Linked DNA regions of Homo sapiens: region 1 is linked to region 2. A link is an interaction called in ENCODE POLR2A ChIA-PET data of the cell type or tissue named here. Cell type or tissue: MCF 10A. All regions are shown on one strand. Each heading gives the region's core, and the rest is flanking DNA. Links, peaks and the distances in the headings are about the cores only. Region 1 overlaps RPS6KA5 (ribosomal protein S6 kinase A5). Region 2 overlaps RPS6KA5 (ribosomal protein S6 kinase A5).

Region 1 (5,385 bases), core at 185-5,184, 110 kb before region 2:
TCCTTCCCACAAACACATTTGAGTCTTTTTGTAAAAAGAAAAAAGAAAAAAAAAATTCTCTGTCGCCCTCTAGTTATTTCTATTATCCCTCCTTCCACTAGTTTTTGCAAGAGCAGTTGATACCAGCTGTTTCTACTTCTTTATGCCCCATTCACTGGATCTGCTGGAAGATCAAGCTTCCATCTCAAGCACTCCACTGAAACTGCTTTCACTAAAGTTACTAATGTCTCCCTGTTCCTAATCTGGTGGAAATGTCTCAGTTTGAATCTAACCTAATTTCTGTAGAGCACTCAGTGCTTGGATATTGGTACTTTCCTCCCCTTGCCCAGTGACAAACTGTGCTCTTCTACCTGGTTCTTCTCAATCGGTGACTGCCTCATCTCCTTACATTAGCTGCTATCTCTGCTTGTGCCTTAAATATTGGTACTCCATTGTCAGCCCTGTTTTCTTGTAACTGTATGCATTCTTCCTGGGAAAGCAAATGTTATCATTGCTTGAACTAGTATCCAGGCCCTATTTTCAGCCTACATCTCTTTCAGGTTTTCAAGACCCTTTCTTGAGTTTCTTATCACTTCTAGCAGCCCACTAAACACAAAACATTTGGATAGTCCACAGGCACCTTAGACTCTGAGGTTAATAATACTTTTTCTTCCAGCTTTCCATGTTTTATTTTTTAATTTAATTCAATTTAATTTAATTTAAGAGGCGGACTTTCGCTCTTGTTGCCCAGGCTGGAGTGCAGTGGCATGATCTCGGCTCACTGGAACCTCCACCTCTCGGGTTCAAGCGATTCTCCGGCCTCAGCCTCCCAAGTAGCTGGGATTACAGGCATGCGCCACCACACCCACTAATTTTTGTATTTTTAGTAAAGATGGGGTTTCTCCATATTGGTTCTAGGCTGGTCTCAAACTCTCGACCTCAAGTGATCTGCCCGCCTCAGCCTCCCAAAGTGTTGGGATTACAGGCGTGAGCCACCTCACCTGGCCCCATGTTTTATTTAGTGGCATGCCATTCACTATTCTGCCAGGACTCTAGTTAGAAACATCCAGACTTCTTCCTCTCTCTCACATTCTCCCCACCCACCAACTTACTCTCCTAGTTGTGTCAGTTATAACTCTGAAATATTAATACCTCCTTTATTTGTTTCTTGCTCATCATTGCCATTACCATAGTCTAAGTTCAGTGTCTAATCTAATGATAATAGCTATCATTTATTTAGCTTTATGTGTCAGGCCTCTTCCAAGATTTTGCCTATCTTACTTAATTTTCACAGCACACCTATGTGATGGGTACTGTATTTGACACCTGTGGTGCGCAACCTCATCCTTCTATCTGCCTTACTCTGGAGTCAAGCTGTGGCTGTGGGCTGTGACAAACAGTTCTGTTTGGGCTTCAGCTCACTTCAAGGTGATGGCACCTGGTTTTAAGCACATATTGCTGCACATTGTTTACTTTCCGTCCCAGGCTTTTGACTCCTCCAAGGCTTAGTTCTCTGGTGGGAACTGGCTCAGGAAGCATAAATGTGCATCTCAGAAACATAAGGACCTTGATGTCCCACTGGGGCAACCTTCAACTAATGGAGTATGAGAGCTGAAAATAAATGCTTATTTGTATTGATCTGAGAGTAGAAAATTCTGAGGGGCATTCCATATGTTCCTCAAAAGATCCAGATCAGATTGAGTTGGTAATGCATTTTTGTATTGGTTTTTCTTTATTCTCGATTTCACTCTCAATTCCTCCTCACTTCTGATTGGGATTACCTTCCAAATCGCTTTCATGAATCCAGGCTAAGACATTTATTATCTACCATGGTTCTAGAAATTGACAATATCCACTGGGATCTCAGAGTGGATGACTTACTGGTGAGACTGCAACAAGGACCCCATTGCTGGTGGTAGTGGGTACTAATAGCCCCCTGCATGCATCACAGCACAGTTAATAAGACTCTTACCTTCAGGGGATTGGGACTAGAATTGAATGGAAGGTGAAGAGTTGGGTTAATTGATAGCTCTAGGACTTGAATGGTATGGGGATGGTGGAAATCAATAAGGATTTGGAGTTAATGGACCTCTTTTAGCTTTTGAAATCTTGAGGACAAGAGATCAGCCAGTTATCAATGCAGGGTACACTGTGAAAAGAGGGCCTATGGCAGCATTTGGAAAGATCCCCATTGCTTGTGACTATAGGACAGATTATGCCAAAAATCAGGCTGAAGATTTAATCATAAGGGTGAAAGAGCTGTATACCTTCTGTGGTGGGTTTGTACTGTGTCAACTGGGCTAAACTGGAATTATGTTTCCCAGAACTCCCTTCTAGGCTCTAGATTAGCACTGGCCATGAGACATTTTGAGTGAGATTTGGAAGACAGAAGTGAAGCAGCAGCAGCTGGATATATTTTATGGCTAAAGATTGGTGCTGGTACTAGGCACTGTTGTAACTCCCACACATGATTGCTAAGCTGCTGTGTCATATTGTTGGTTTGGAGCAGTAGCCAGGTCTGCGGCTCCTTCAGCTCTTGTTGCATCACTGCCATCAGCTTCTGGCAATTCTGGGCCAGTGTGTACAGCTTTTCTGCAGGTTATCTGAATCATTGAGTTTGGAAGCCTGAAGGTGGTGAGAGACAGACATGGACTCTTGTTTGTCCTCATGGGTTCCAGATTGTCTTTGGGATTCCAGTCTATTCTTACTTTTTTCTATTTTGTATTACTCTTTCCTTTACAACTCCAGATGTGGAAGCAGTCTTATACAGACTCTTTAACCAACTCCCACACCTGTGTGAGGCCAAACTCCTATATAAGTCTCTTATTGTATAATTCATAGTGGTCCTACCTCTCATACACCCTTGACAGGTGTTCAGGGCCAAAGTCTGACCCTAACATGGGAAGAGTAGGACCCTGATGAAATCTCAGAAGGAGACTTCTAAGTGGATGACCTGAGAATCTTGAACTCCTTAATTTTCCTGAGTCCTCTGGATAGGCAGGATCAACACCTTGTTAGAGAGAATAACTTTTCCTTGTTTGGAAACCAGGCAGAGATCACATAGAGATGGATTTCTTACAAGGTGATACTTGTTCTCCTTAAGCTCTGTCCCATCTCTCACCCCTATTTCCTCCAGAACAATAGCTAGACACAATCTCAGCATAGCCTAATCAGGGATGTTTTTCTTATTCTGGGAGTAAATACTCAAGCACGTAATCCCAGGACCTGGCTAATATGTACCAGTAGGAACAGAAGGAACATTTAGGGAGGTGGATCTTGCAGGTCTTGCCTGGAGTGGGCTGGCGGAATAATAAGGATGAATAAGGGAGAATTTATTAACATGGGAACGCTATTCGTAACTCAGGATTTGACATCCTAATAACTTGGTCCTAGGATACACTGGTGGGATGGTTTCTTGAAGCTTGGACATGAGTATGACCTATAGTACATTAGATAAATATGCAAGAACTTCTTTGGCAGAGTATATTGAGATCAGAACTCACAGAGAAGAGAGAGTTTTAGAATGGATTTACTATATGAGACTGGAGAACACACTATCTGACCATACTTCTTAGGAAGGTCCAAAGAAAACACTTCATTCACCAAGGTAATTAAGAATGCACTGGTGAGGGGACACAGGCTGGAGTTGATAGGAGATGCTTCCATGGAGCTATGTTCCCTAGTATCCATAGCAATGATAGGATTTTGGAATGGCATAGGCCAGATGGTGATACCATTAGGGCTAGGGTGGATGTAATTACCATAATGGGCCACAGTGGCATTCAGGGTGTCTTTATCCACAGAGATTTGGGGCAGTGACTAGGATAGGTCATGGGGCAAGAAAGATGACAGCCAACTAGGATGTTAGTTGACTTGTATGATTCAGACCTTCATCTCTGGGGGATCTTCTCTTGCCTTGCTGTTGTTGGGCTGTGGTTGCTTCCAGTGCCTGTTTAGAATTATTCAGCAGGCATGGAAGCAATAAAAAACATTCCACTATATCCCTTGAGTTCAAGATAAGTTCTTTCCTGTCCCCATTAGGTAGTAGTTTCTCCTTGAAGACTCAGTGACCAAAGGCAGGAGGGGATTCAAGCTGTATTCTGTTAGCTCTCTCTTAAGCACCATTTGACGTCATCTTCAAACTCCCTCATGCAAGCTTTGACTCATGTTATCCCAACAGTGTCTTGTCTTGAGCATGCTCACTGTGCATCTTTTCCTTTCTGCTCCAAGGCGTCTCCACTGTCCACCCAGCAGAAGGTACAGGTGAGAGAGCATACAGGCATGTGCAGCCTGGAAGTGCTAGGAAGTTAATGCTCCCCTTGGGCAACCCTGAACTAGAGGGGGCAGGAGCCAGTAGAGAAATTCTTTTCCTTGTCCTTGCACAGACAATTGACAATTCTGAGAGCACTCTAATGGTTCCTTAGGGAATCCTGGCAAAATTGAGCTCCAGTTACCCACAGCAGTGACCTCGATAAAGGTAGCTTTTTATTGGCATATGCTCCTTTCCAGTTTCATGTTCCTTGGTCCTTTACTTCACCTTCCAGCTAAATTATCTGCATGTAAATGTCCTTTTCTGATGTGCTGCTTTGGGGAAGAACCCAGGCTCATACAAGTACATTTGTTATTTGTGTGCATGGATCTGTTTGTCTACCTGCCTTCCTAGCTAATCTGCCTATTCATCCACCCACCCACCCATCCATCCATCCTGTTACAAATAAAGGACTTAGAGTGGTAAAAATACTTGATCAGCACAGCTTTAGTAAATGGTAGAGTTTAGTTCTAAACTGAGTTCAACTGAATCAAAACATACTCTCTTCTTCCTTCATTATACTGTCTTCCGACCTTTGAAGATGAAATCAGTAGGCCTTAGTTAGCTTGTCTTTCCAAGTCCTCAGTGGTCTGGAGCTTCTTAACTGTCCATACAGGTTGGTTATAGTTCACCAGTATACAAGTTGGGCCATGCACATGCCCATCCATTTGTCAATAAATTCTTTTCCTTTTCCTGTGCTTCACTGTGGGGAGTTGCACCCCCCACAGTCTATTTTGAAAATGTCTGTGTACTCTTTTCTGTTTCTTTTTTGAGTCCTGTCAACTCATTTCGTTTCTTTCTTTTTTGTTTGTTTGCTCATTTCTGTTCTTAGTTTTTGTATTTCTGCTTCAGGATTTTTTTTTTTTCATACCCTAAGTGCTTGCTTGAAGATACCTAATTCAGTTTGGAGTGTTGTATTACCATATTCTTCAGCTTTGGGGTTTTTTTTTTTTTTTTTTTTTTTTTTTTTTTTTTGAAGGTGAGGGTTTCATCAGCTGAAATGCTTTGATTAGCATCTTCTGATTTTCTTTTTAAACAGTTTTCTGTGTCTCTGTTTGGCTTTTTTGGGTATATCTCTTCATTTTCTACTTAAAACA
Region 2 (5,385 bases), core at 225-5,224:
CTTATCTTGCTTTGTGTTTCTCTTTGCTTCTGTTTTCCCTTTTTCCTGTCTTCTATTTAAATGATTAAGATCTTTTGATTTCATGTCCGCCTAATGGTCTGGAAGTCATGTATATTCTATTTCTGTTCTTTTAGTAGTTATTACCCTGATTTTATTTACTTATCTATTTTTATACACAAGGCATTTCTGTAATATTACCCTGATTTTAGACTTGTGCTCTGACTTAACAGAGTCTGAAATTATCCATTATCTCTCAAACGATCATGACCACTACAAGAACGTTAGAATGCTTCAACTTCAGTTATTTATCTAATTTTTATATTATTTAGTATTTTAGTCCTACCTGCTAAATTTCCACAAATCAATCATTACTGTGCAGTTATTACTTTTATTTTATAAATTCAGTGCTTGTTTATATTTACTTACACATTTGTTTTCTCTGCTTATTCTTGCTTCTTGCATCTGAGTTTTTTCTTTCAAGTTCAATTTATTAATTTATGAAATACATACGTTAGATTTCTTTTTAGCAAGGTTCAATGATTAATAAATTCTGTCTTTGTCTTAAAATGCTTTATTTTGCCCTGCATATTAACTGATAACTTAGCTGCTGGGTATAAATAGATCTAGGAATGGACCTGTGAGATATGTACACACACACACACACACACACACACACACACTTAAATATATATATATATACACATACATATATATGTCTCTCTTTTTATTGTAAAGTAAAACAGATTCAAAAACAAAATAAATGTATGGCTCAGTGAATTATTATAAGACAGCACCCTTGTAACCACCACTCAAGTGAAGAAATAGAATGTGGCCAATCAGGAATATATTTTTATTTAATCTGCTTAGGACTTTTGCAATATTCTGGATAATTTTCTCAAATTTACTAAGTCTTTAGTAAATTTTACTAAGTCTTTTTTTTTGTTTTTTTTTTTTGAGACAGAGTCTCACTCTGTGGCCCAGGTTGGAGTTGAATGGTGCGATCTCTGCTCACTGCAACCTCCACCTCCCAGGTTCAAGCAGTTCTCCTGCCTCAGCCTCCTGAATAGCTGGGACTACAGGCACGTGCCACCATGCATTTTTAGTAGAGACAGGATTTGAGCTATGTTGGCCAGGCTGTTCTCGAACTCCTGACCTCAAGTGATCCGCTCACCTTAGCCTCCCAGAGTGCTGGGATTACAGGTGTGAGCCACCATGCCCAGCAATTTTACTAAGTCTTGAGAAGATTATCCAGAATGTTGCAAAAGTATCCTCTAATTTACTGTCTTTCTTCAGCTGTGTCTAATACGTTTAGTCTGCCTTTTTTATTGCCTCGTTTCTTTATTTGCACAGCTCTATTTGATTCTTTTTCTTCTTTTCTTTTCTTTTTTTTTTTTTTTTTTTTTGAGTCAGGGTCTCACTCTATCACCGAGGCTGGAGTGCAGTGGTGCGATCATGGCTCACTGCAGCCTCGATCTCCTGCTCTCAGGTGATTCCTCTTGGCTCAGTCTCCCAAGTAGCTGGGACTACAGGCATGCGCCACTATGCCCTGCTAGGTTTTTTTTTTTTTTAATTTTTTTGTAGAGACAGGGTTTCACCATCTTGCCCAGGCTGTCTTATTTTATGTCTTTTATCTTTTACAACATGCTGGTCATTTACAGATTATTTTTCTACTGTTTCAAGTAATCCTTCAGTTTGTTGTGTCTGTGGAGTCTAGTTCACTTATTTAGTAATATCAAGACATCAGCGCTTTATAGGAATTCTGGGCAGGCTAAGTTGTGAGAATATCTCTGGTTCTATCATGTGTCCCAGGGTGTCACCATGTTTGGCCAGATTTTCCTACTTCCCCACACCGTGCAGAAGAGTAAATTCAGATCTCAAATCTAAGAAGCATAAGCCTAGGCATTTAAGCTCATAGGAGGAACTTTGTTCAGCTAGGGCCTAGACAGAAACGAATGAGTGCTAGCAGATGAATTTATTTTTCTGTAGTTTGTTTTCACTGAGGTTTAGCTTTCTTTGGTTTCAAGGTTTATATAAGAGTGGTAATTCTAGCCCATCTCATTTGAGCTGACAGCCTCATCGTTTATCCTCACAGGGTATTAAAACTCAAGTTTCTGGATTGCTGAGACCTGTAACAACTCACCTTTCCACCGTTTGTGCAGCCACAGCACTAGGTCATATGCCTACCTCTCTGGTTTTCTGTACTCACTTCCTGGCTGGCACCCAGGAATTCTCCTTTCTTTCTTGTGAGCCCGGTCTTTGGCGATTACCAGTGGAATATGTAATCCTTTTTAAAAATCAGTCAAACATTTCTAGATATTTGTGTGGAGATTTGCCAGCATTAAGAGTCTTTCTAAATATGGGATGAGAAAAAAACCTGTTTTCATTGATGATTTTACACCAGAATTTATCTGTCACAGGCAGATATGATTAGGACAAAACATTGGCAAATAAAAGCTAGGAATTATTTCATCAGAGTCTTTATTGAGAAATACTTAAGTCTGGCATTTGAGTTACTATTGGGATTCCTCCCTAGAAGGAAACCAGCTTTATATCCAGTGTTATCTGATCCTTTTCTCTAAGGAGCAATGAAGCCTCCTTGATTGGCTAATCACTTAAAACACATGAGTATTCCATATTATCTGCTAGTATGTTGTACACATCCCACTCCTGCTGTTTTTGTTCATAATCAAGTAAATTTTCATTCACATTTTTTTTAACTGTGATAACTAAAGTTGCTTATAGTATGGGCATAAATGTCAAATAGGTTGTCTCCTTGAGAAAATTGTTACTTGAGAAAATTATTGTATTTTGAACAAATAATAAACCATAAGCATAGTAGAACTGTTACCTTGAAGTCTTTCCTGCCCCTATCAGAGACTCTGGAATATGTTTTATGGTGCATCCTTCCCCTGTCAAATCTCATCAGTTTGTCTTCTTGGTAGAATTATTTTAAGGCATTATGCATCTTCATAGGCAAATAAATACAAATTCAAAAGTTACAATTGGTGATATTTTTACAAATAGAAGAGAAACTCTTAGGAAGTTTAGGCAGAGACCTAAAAGTTAGAACCCAGAGGGAATAACACAGGAGGAAGCAAATATAGGTTTAGAACTGGGTAAGATGGCAAGGGTTTAAAATAATTGAGAGAATTAAGAGATGTTTGTCTTTATTTACTACTATTCTCAGTGATTGGGACTTCTCAACATTTAAGCTTTAGTTTTTCTATATTCTGGAATTTCTATCAAATAAATAAATATTTATTAATGTATACCCTATCAACTCCTCCCCCAAAGCACCAGATAAGCTAAAATGAACTATAAGAGAGGCCAAAAATTACTTGGAAAAGGTAGAAGAAAAATCTTTTAAGCACTTAACTTGGGGTGGTTGTGAGCTTCCTCTAAGTTGAGATAATAAATGAGCTACGTAATTGCATAATTGATTATCTAAAAAATAATTTTTAGGTTAACTTTCAGGCATGATATATTAGCCCTTTTGAATTTTTAAAATTCTATAAAAAGGAAACATCTATCTTTAAGAAATAATCTTTTTTTAAAGACAGTTTTGTTTACCATCGTTAAACATAACATTAGCGTTGTCAAACCTACACAAGATGGTAAGGTAGAAAAAAAAATTTTTATTCTTTTTTATCTTTGGGTTTATTATTCCCCCTCTTAGAATTTGGTCTTTCCTACCCCTTCAAGTTACCCAGTGTTTTCTCAATCTTGCCTAATAAAGTCATTCATACTAATGTGTTAGACAGTTCATGTTGCCTTACTAGGACTATTTGCATTCTTCAAAAAAAGGGTTAAATCAGCAACTGAAATATACATGCATGCAAAAAGTGAACAAGAATAAATGAATGGATTCATGGAAAGGATGGATGGATGGATGGATGGATGGATGGATGGATGGATGATGGTACCATTTCATGCATGAGAAGTCTTTCTGATGGGATGGGATGACATATACCCAGGACTCATATTATGTAGACAGTGGTCTGTTCCAGTGAAGAGTGGGTCTGTCAAGTAGATTCTACCACTACTTTGCCACTATAGTGTATCTCAACCACTAACATGTATTACTTTCTTCTTTTGTCACTTGTCATACTAGCTTGAAATCAAATCCCTTTTTTGTTTGTTTGTTCAAGACTGAAAGAGCATATTCCTTTTGTGGAACTATTGAATACATGGCACCAGATATTGTCAGAGGGGGAGATTCAGGACATGACAAGGTATGTTCTATTTTTGATGCTTCTTTATGTATTTCTATAAAATGTACTATAAGAATCCTAGTTAACAACTTAGGTCATCTCTTCAACAGAGCCGTCTTTCTGGTGTTGATTGTCTTACCTTCCTTTTTTTCTCTTTTGCTTTGTATTCCTGAACACATTATGATATCTAGTATTTTGGAGGAAAAAGATAATACAAAGGTTAGGACATTCTAGATTTCCCTTTTTAAAGATTTTATTGGTGAGAATTGTGTTTTATTTTATAGAGTAACACTCTTGTTAAAGTTGAGACCTCCAAACTAGTCAAATAATTTTTATTTTATTTCTGTTGAGAGAGCCTATTTCTTAGAGTACAAACTATGACTCCATTCTTTTAAAAAATTAAGGGCCTGTAATCCCAGCACTTTGGAAGGCCAAGGTGGATGGATCACCTGAGGTCAGGAGTTCGAGACCAACCTGGCCAACATGGCAAAACCTCATCTCTACTAAAAATATAAAAAATTAGCTGGGCGTGGTGGCGAGCGCCTGTAATTTCAGCTACTCGGAAGGCTGAGGAAGGAGAATGTTTGAACCCGGGAGGCAGAGGTTGCAGTGAGCAGAAATTGTGCCATTGCACTCCAGCCTGGGCAGCAAGAGTGAGACAACGACTCAAAAGAAAATTACTTACTTATTTTTGCATGAGACCCTGGCCTTTTAGGATACAAGTGAACCACAATGCAATACAGAAGGGTCACGGCATGTAAAACTGCACATTGTTCCTGTCTGAGTCGTGATGAATGGTTTTGGACAGTATTTATTGGCATTTTTAATTTCTACTAGAAAAACATTCGGAAACATATAGTCATGTGTATCACCTTTAGTTAATAATTGGCTTTTTAAGCTGTCACTAAGAGGTCAATGAAAAGGGAATCACTGATATTTTCTTATTCCCAGTTTCTGCCTTTAACTTTCCAGAGACACTGGAGACTGTTGATTATCTTCCCAACAGAAATAAATATTTTAACAACCCTTGGTGAAAGAAAAAATCCTGAGTTCTAGATAGTTTAAGTTTGTTTTCCTAAGCCCTCTAAAAAGCTCAATTTTTTTGGCCTCCTCTCTTGCCTTTGTATGTGCAAAATGAAGATTCTAGAAGAAACTTTCTAAGTAATTATGTTAT

What was found. Peaks named below come from ENCODE experiments on the same cell type or tissue, not always from the same donor. Only the 100,000 strongest peaks of a DNase experiment are listed, where the experiment ranks them.
Region 1: POLR2A ChIA-PET joins it to region 2 with 6 read pairs; 2 of 35 experiments call an interaction of 5 or more read pairs at or near these places.

Annotation. Positions count from the first base shown.
Region 1 is chr14:91,035,726-91,041,110 of GRCh38, reverse strand. The region is part of intron 1 of RPS6KA5 (ribosomal protein S6 kinase A5); the gene reads left to right. Among named protein-coding and RNA genes, the nearest start is that of RPS6KA5, 22 kb to the left of the region's middle. In MCF 10A, for the core only: no CTCF peak of the experiment used is centred there; a DNase peak (open chromatin) is centred at 2,500.
Region 2 is chr14:90,921,960-90,927,344 of GRCh38, reverse strand. It overlaps RPS6KA5 (ribosomal protein S6 kinase A5), which reads left to right. Exons shown (of 17, transcript NM_004755.4): 6 at 4,149-4,232. Among named protein-coding and RNA genes, the nearest start is that of LINC02321, 96 kb to the right of the region's middle. In MCF 10A, for the core only: no CTCF peak of the experiment used is centred there; a DNase peak (open chromatin) is centred at 2,584.